Linked DNA regions of Homo sapiens: region 1 is linked to region 2. Evidence: chromatin contacts called from ENCODE Hi-C or POLR2A ChIA-PET data. All regions are on one chromosome and are shown on one strand. The core of a region is the stretch at or near the end of the contact, and the rest is flanking DNA. Distances in the headings are between cores, read along the strand shown.

The links. A loop is a pair of places that touch in the nucleus more often than their neighbours do. ChIA-PET counts read pairs that join two places held with the same protein, here RNA polymerase II (POLR2A). Pooled maps may share reads with other maps.
Region 1: a loop to region 2 is called in a pooled map, with 5 times the contacts of the local background. The contact joins two enhancer-like sites. A Hi-C loop is called at or near these places in 1 of 168 maps with a recorded cell type or tissue (B cell) and 7 of 50 pooled maps. POLR2A ChIA-PET finds 5 or more read pairs at or near these places in 5 of 52 experiments (AG04450, K562, Panc1 and 2 more).

Annotation. Positions count from the first base shown.
Region 1 is chr1:26,737,155-26,740,896 of GRCh38, reverse strand. The region is part of intron 4 of ARID1A (AT-rich interaction domain 1A); the gene reads right to left. Among named protein-coding and RNA genes, the nearest start is that of ARID1A, 43 kb to the right of the region's middle. RefSeq lists a silencer at 1,162-1,211. Within about 2 kb of position 1,461, at least 3 of the 41 ENCODE cell types and tissues checked have a DNase peak (open chromatin) inside an H3K27ac peak, as active enhancers do.
Region 2 is chr1:26,580,694-26,584,674 of GRCh38, reverse strand. No RefSeq gene overlaps it. Among named protein-coding and RNA genes, the nearest start is that of MIR1976, 28 kb to the right of the region's middle. RefSeq lists an enhancer at 1,670-1,739. Within about 2 kb of position 1,719, at least 4 of the 41 ENCODE cell types and tissues checked have a DNase peak (open chromatin) inside an H3K27ac peak, as active enhancers do.

The DNA of each region.
Region 1 (3,742 bases), core at 212-2,711, 160 kb before region 2:
AATATTCCACCACACAGAACCCACTTATTCTCAGTCCTGTATTCTTTCCTGCATGTTCCACATGTGGGAGCAGGTGGCTATGCAAATGAGACAGAAGGACCAGAACTCCATACCTCTTGCCAGAAGTAGTTCTACGGTTTAACTTATTCCACTGCTTTAAGACTCTCCCGTTTTCAAAGCATACTACAAACTAATGGATCATTTTTGTAAAACATTAGTTTTATCACATGATTGCCCCAGTTACCTATCTGCAAGCCCATAAGATCAGATCTAAATGGCTTAAGCTCAGCAGGATCCCTGTGATCTAGCTTTCCTTCCTGTTACTTCCCACCCCTGGAAGCTGACCAGCCCCCAAGTATCTATACTGCACCTCATCCCCATCCCTGCATGGCCTCTGTTCAAGCTGGACTTTCCCTTTGTAACTAACCACTTAAATACATCCACATCTAGCTCATACTGACTGAACTTCAACATGACTTCTTCCTTCAACTATTGAGACATAAATGGATCAGTGACTTCACCAAACTCTGACAGCACTCATTATAACATACAGGCACATGGTCTTCTGTTTTATGTCTATTTTACTAATGAAACACAGGAGGATCCTTTAGGAATCATCGTATCATATTCGGAATCATGGACCCAAGAGTTCAAATGACCTCAGAAGTCACACAAGTTCAACCCTTGTCAAATGTCTGTTTGTCTTCTACATAACACCCATAGCAAAAAGTGTGCCAGGTTTTACTCCAGGGACAGGAAACTTACCTACATCTCTCCTCATCCTCCAGATCCCAAAAAAACTTACTTGTATGTCACACTTGGACTTAAATCTACAGACAACACGTAGCCAGGTTTTAAAGCATTAACATAACTTGGCCAGGTTTTTTTTTTCTTTTTTTTTTTTTTTAAGATGATCACTCTGGTGATTATGCTGAGGACAGACTTGGAAGGAAAAGAGGAAGAAAAGAAACAGAACAGTCAGAAGTTTGTGGCAAGACACCAGGTGAGAGATAACAGGGACCCGAAAAAACAAAAGGCAGTGGAGAAAGAGAGGGGAAACCAGATTCAAAAGCAAAAACCATTTCTGTGGTAGACTAAGATTTGGTGACCAACTAAGTTTGGCCCCACTAAAGGAAGGGATCCAGTGATGAGCACCATAGAGCAGAGGAGCTCCCAGGGTGGTACTGGCAGGGCAAGGGCTCCGTTACCCAGGAATAAACTGCACTGAGGCCACAGCTACAGGAAGTCTAGTTTCTTTCAAGTCTCTTTTCTTTCTACCATTCTTAACCCACAGTGTGCCTTCCAAATAATCAAGAGTCAAACTACAGTGTAAATCACCACTATTATTCTAGTTACCGCTGTGGCTTCCTAGTCTAGTAATTTTTTTTCCTTCCCTTAAAGGTGACTACCTACTTCAGTCTCATTCCAATTGTGGTCTTCTGAACTGGCAGCATCTGTACCACTTCAGAGCTTGTTAGAAATGCAAATTCTTAGGTCCCAGCCCACACCTACTGAATCAGAATTTCTCAGGTAGAGGCAGTAATTCAGGTGATTCTTAACACACGCTAAAGTTTGTGAAGCACTAGCTAACCTCTTCAGATCACAGCTTTCAATCCTGTATCCATTTTCCATTACTCTATCCTAGGTACACTTTCAAGACCAAAATGTAAATTTACAAATGTGTCTCAGTAAGAAAAGTTACAGAAGCTGGGCCGGGCGCAGTGGCTCATGCCTGTAATCCCAGCACTTTGGGAGGCCAAGGTGGGTGGATCACAAGGTCAGGAGTTCAAGACCAGCCTGGCCAAGATGGTGAAACCCCATCTCTACTAAAAATACAAAAAAATTAGCCAGGCGTGGTGGTGGGTGCCCGTAATCCCAGCTACTAGGGAGGCTGAGGCAGAGAATTGCTTGAACCCGGGAGGCGGAGCTTGCAGTGAGCCCAGATGGCACCACTGTACTCCAGCACTCCAGCCCTCCAGCCTGGGCAACAGAGACTCTGTCTCAAAAAAAAAAAAAAAAACAAAAGAAAAGTTACAGAAGCTGGGCGCAGTGGCTGACGCCTATAATCCCAGCACTTTGGGAGGCTGAGGTGGGTGGATCACTTGAGGTCAGGAGTTCGAAACCAGCCTGGCCAACGTGGTGAAACCCTGTCTCTACTAAAAATACAAAAACTAGCCGGGAGTGGTGGCGCACACCTGTAATCCCAGCTACTCAAGAGGCTGAGGTAGGAGAATCGCTGGAACCCGGGAGGCGGAGGCTGCAGTGAGCCAAGATCGTGCCACTGCACTCCAGCCTGGGTGACAGAGCAAGACTCTGGTAATACAGTCAAGCTGCTCCTGTCAGATGTATACTTCCTGAATGAGCACTATAATGGATGCTGCTCAGGTTCATCTATTCAGTAAGTTGGAGCCTACTATATGCCAGGCACTATGGCAATAAGCAACCAGATGCCAGGCACTATGGCAATAAGCAAGACAGCAAGTCAGTCCTCAATGAACTTGCATTAAATAAGTAATTTAAATTACACTTGAGATAAGTACTAACAAGAAGTATGGGTGCTAAGAATTTACTATAGGCTGGGCACCGTGGCTCATGGCTGTAATCCCAGCACCTTGGGAGGCCGAGGCGGGTGGATCACCCAGGTCAGGAGTTCGAGACCAGTCTGGCCAACATAGTGAAACCTCGTCTCTATTAAAAATACAAAAATTAGCCGGGTGTGGTAGCGGGCGTCTGTAATTCCAGCTACCTGGGAGGCTGAGGCAGGAGAATCGTTTGAACCCGGGAGGCGGAAGTTGTTGTGAACTGCGATTGTGCCACTGCACTCCAGCCTGGGTGACAGAGTGAGACTCCATCTCAAAAAAAAAAAAGAGTTTACTATAGCAAAGGAACCTCATACAGTCTGGAATAGATCTCTACCTGCAAATCGGGATTCACCTGGGACAGCTGCTAACCACACCAATGCCCAAACCCCACATGAAACAAATCAGAACTCTGTGAACTCTGGGCATTAATTTTTTCTTTTTTTTTTTTTGAGACGGAGTTTCGCTCTTGTAGCCCAGGCTGGAGTGTAATGGCACCATCTTGGCTCACCGCAACCTCTGCCTCCCAGGTTCAAGCGATTCTCCTGCCTCAGCCTCCCTAGTAGCTGGGATTACAGGCGTGTGCCACCATGCCCAGCTAATTTTGTATTTTTAGTAGAGATGGTGTTTCTTCATGTTGGTCAGGCTGGTCTCAAACTCTCGACCTCAGGTGATCCGCCCACCTCAGCCTCCCAAAGTGCCGGGATTACAAGCGTGAGGCACCGTGCTCGGGCCTGGGCATTAATTTTTAAAGATAATACACTCCCCTGGGTAATTCTAACATGCAGACACAGTAGAGAACCACTGGTCTTGGGCATCACATGATAGGTACTGGGGGCACAGAGGTCAATAACACAGTGCCTGCCTTCCAGGAACTTACCATTTAAGTAAGTAGAGTCAGGCCAGGCAAGGTGGTGCATGCCTATAATCCCACCACTTTGGGAAGCCAAGGCGGGCAGACTGCTTGAGCTCAGGAATTCGAGACCAGCCTGGGCAACATCGTGAAACCCCATCTCTACTAAAAAGTCCAAAAATTAGCTGGGCATGTTGACTCACACCTGTAGTCCCAGCTACTCAGGAGGCTGAGGTGGGAGGATCACCTGAACCTGGGGAGGTGGAGACTGCAGTGAGCCGAGAATAAACCACTACACTCCAGCCTGGGT
Region 2 (3,981 bases), core at 470-2,969:
TCAAGCGATTCTCCTGCCTCAGCCTCCTAAGTAGCTGGGATTACAGGCATGCGCCACCACGCCTGGCTAATTTTGTATTTTCAGTAGAGATGGGGTTTCTGAGGCTGGTCTCGAACTCCCGACCTCAGGTGATCTGCCCACCTCGGCCTCCCAAAGTGCTGGGATTACAGGCTTAAGCCACCACGCCTGGCCAATCTATGCATTTTGTTGTATGTAAATTAAACCTCAGTATTGTTGATATAAATACACACGTGGAGCTCCCTCATGGTCTGTCAGCCTGCAGTCAGCAAGATAACCCCTTCTCCCTGAATCATGGGTGATTAACAACCCCAGTCAATCTACAGGCAGCTCATCAGCACCCCCAGGAGGTGAGCTGGTAGCTCACACTCATCTCCCTGGCAGAGGCCCTCAATGTGACCTCAACCAATGACCATTCCCAGGCCTTATAGAATGCTGATCTTGTTGGTCTCAGCCAACAGAAGGAACTTGACCCCTGAGAAGGCTCCTTTATCAAGACACAAAGTGGCCAACTTTGCAGTCAGAGACTTGGGGGTCCAATTCCAGCATCAGGCTTCCTTCAGCACTGTGTGACCTTGGCTAAATCGATTAACCTCTCTGAAATTCAATGCTCCAGAAAGTCAAGAAGCCAATTGCTCTCATTTTAGTATCTTCCGTGTCTGGAACATAAGTTTTTAATTTTTGTGTTTTTTAAATTTAATTTAATTTTTTTTTTTAATGCCTAGTCTCTCTCTGTCACCCAGGCTGAAGTGCAGTGGCACAATCACAGCTCACTGCAGCGTCAACTTCCCTGGCTCCAGGGATCCTCCCACCTCAGCTTTTCTCAGCTTTCCAAATAGCTAGGACCACAGTCACACCCCACCATGCCTGACTAATATTTTTGTATTTTTGGTATAGAGGGGGTTTCACCATGTTGCCCAGGCTGGTCTCAAACTCCTGGGCTCAAGCAATCCACCCACCTTGGCCTTCCAAAGTGTTGGGGTTACAGGTGTGAGCCACCGTGCCCAGCCTGGAACGTTAAGTCTACTGAAAGAACTATCGCACAGTGCTGTGGCAGGACTGCTGTTCTACATGCTTGAAAAGTAAAAGTGTTATCTGCTCCCCTGGATAAAATGTTTCTTAACATCTAGGAGATCTTGAATTCCTTTGAGAATCTGATGACAAACCCTGTACCCTCTCCTCCCAGGAAGATATACAGGTCATTTTACATATATCCCCATGCCTGGGATGCCATGGGCCCTGAATTAAGATCCCTTGGTTCTGGAGCATCTCACTTAGGCCTGAAGGTTCTATCAAGCATTCTTGCAATTCAGCCATCATTTGTTCTGGATCGGATTCCTGCCAGAGCCTTTATCCTCATTGTTTCTTTTTATCTCCTCCATGACTCTCTGATGATGGTCTGCAGATGAGGGAAATAAGACTTAGGCCAAGTGACTTGCCCAAGATCATATAGTTAGTGATGGCTGCTGTTGAGATTTGACCTCATTTGTGTCTTCTGATTCCAACCCCCACTCACAGAAGCCCACAAAGGACCCAGTAGCTGAAAAGCTTCCTAACGACTGCAGGAATGACTTTGCCCAAGTCCAGGTCTGGAAAGAAGATTCTGCAACGGATGAGTGACCCCAGGCCCATCCTAAGTGCAGGCCTCATGCCCAGCTCCAACATGTGTCATCACCCCTCGGTTTCTCAACTCAGCCCACAGCGGGCGGGGGTGGTGGGGAGCAGAAGAAGGGAAGAGAAACAGAGGAAATTATAAAAAGAAGTCTCAGACTGAGTCATAAACATGAGTTATAACTCAGAGAGAGGTTCTGGAAAGAGAGTAAAGGTCATAATGAAAGGGCTCCCTCTTTTCATGGGGCAAGGATGCTTAAATGAGCTGACCTGTCCAGGTTCTGGATATGATTCCTTCTACTTAAACCGGTGAGAAGGCCAGGCGTATTGGCTCAGACCTGTAATCGCAAGGTTTTGGGAGGCTGAGGCAGGAGGATCAGTTGAACCCAGGAGTTCAAGACCAGTCCAGGCAACATGGTGAGAACCCAGCTCTACAAAAAAATAAAATAATAAAATATAAAATAAAAATTAGCCAGGCATGTTAGTCCGTGCCTGTGGTCTAAGCTACTGAGGAGGCTGAAGTGGGAGGATTGCTTGAACCTGGGAGGTCGAGGTTACAGTGAGCCATGATCATACCACTGCACTCCAGCCTGGGTGACAAGGCAGAGTAAGACTCTGTCTCTAAAAAATAAATAAATGAATCATATGAGTAAATCAAGGTAGAGAGATTAAATGGCTTGCCCAAGATCCACAAGCAAGTGGTCAAAGTTGGATTGTAAGCCAGGGTTGTTTGTCCCTCAAGAAAAAAAGTTTAACAAAACCAGGACAGCTTAATCCCAGGTCTGCACTTAACCACACTACTCTAGCCTGCTTCCCACGTCCTCATGTTGTTTGCTTATAACTGAGCAGCTCCGTACACACTTCACACGCTCTCTCCTCTTTATTATTTATTTATTTATTTATTTTTTCTGAGACAGTTTCACTCTTGTTGCCCAGACTGGAGTGCAGTGGTGCAATCTTGGCTCACTGCAACCTCTGCTTCCCAGGTTCAAGCGATTCTCCCGCCTCAGCCTCCCAAGAAACTGGGATTACAGGCATGCGCCACCATGCCCAGCTAACTTTGTATTTTTAGTAGAGATGGGGTTTCGCCATGTTGGCCAGGCTGGTTTCGAACCCCTGACCACAGGTGATCCACCCGCCTCAGCCTCCCAAAGTGCTGGGATTACAGGCGCGAGCCACTGTGCCCGGCTATTATTTTATTATTTTATTTTGAGACAGAGTCTCACTCTGTCACCCAGGCTAGAGTGCAGTGGCACGATCTCGGCTCACTGCCGTCTCTGCATCTCAGGTTCAAGTGATTCTCGTGTCTCAGCCTCCCAAGTAGCTGGAATACAGGCACTTGCCACCACGCCTGGCTAATTATTTATTCATTTTTTGTATTTTTAGAATAGATGGGGTTTCGCCATGTTGGCCAGGCTGGTCTCAAACTCCTGGCCTCAAATGATCCGCCAGTCTCAGCCTCCCAAAGTACTGGGAATACAGGTATGAGCCACCATGCCCGGCCAACACTCTCTCCTTTAATGCTCACTATCGCTCTGTTTGACAGTTGAAATGTCAGAATAGTGAAGCAACTTGCCCAAGGTCACATGGCAGGTCAGCATTAGGGCTGGGATATGATCTCGGGTCTGTCTAGCTCTGCCTGTTCCCATTACCCACTGCTGCCTTCACAGATGAGTGGGGCAGGAGCTGAGGCGGGAGGGAAAAGGTGGGGACCACTGCAAAGGCCCTGGGAAATGATGGCCCACGAGGGCCTCCTGCTCACTTCTCTGGGTCTTTCCCTCTCCTTGGAGTAGCCTTAGTACCACTCCTTTGCCTGCCACCTGCAACTACCTCCACTGGGGGTGGGGTGCTCATGTAGATCTCTCTCCTGCTTCTGTTGAATCATTTCTCCCTTGGGTCCCCAGGAGTTAGTGGGAACCCCCCACAAGAAGTGGAAGCTACTCAGAAGCCCTCAGTTCAAAGTGGAGGAACTTTCCAACTGTGTGGGGGATTGCCTTGTGATGTGGTGGATTCTCCATCACTGGTGGTATTCGAACAGAAATTGGAAACCATCTGTGGGAGATTCCTATAGTGGGTGGAGGTTGAGTCAAGGCCTTTAGAGCCCTTCTGACTGTGAGATTTTTTGAGTCACTGTGGGAAGATATTTAGCCTGTGCACCAGGGTTGGTTGAATAGTAGGACACACATGAGCTTGGAGCCAGATAGGCCTGGGTTCAAAACCTGGCTGAACCACTTCCTTGCTTGGAGATTGTGGGCAAGTGTCCTCCCTTAGCCTCAGTTTCCTTGTTATAAAATGGAAATTGTAGGCCAAGTGCAGTGGCTCACGCCTGTAATCCCAGCACTTTGGGAGGCT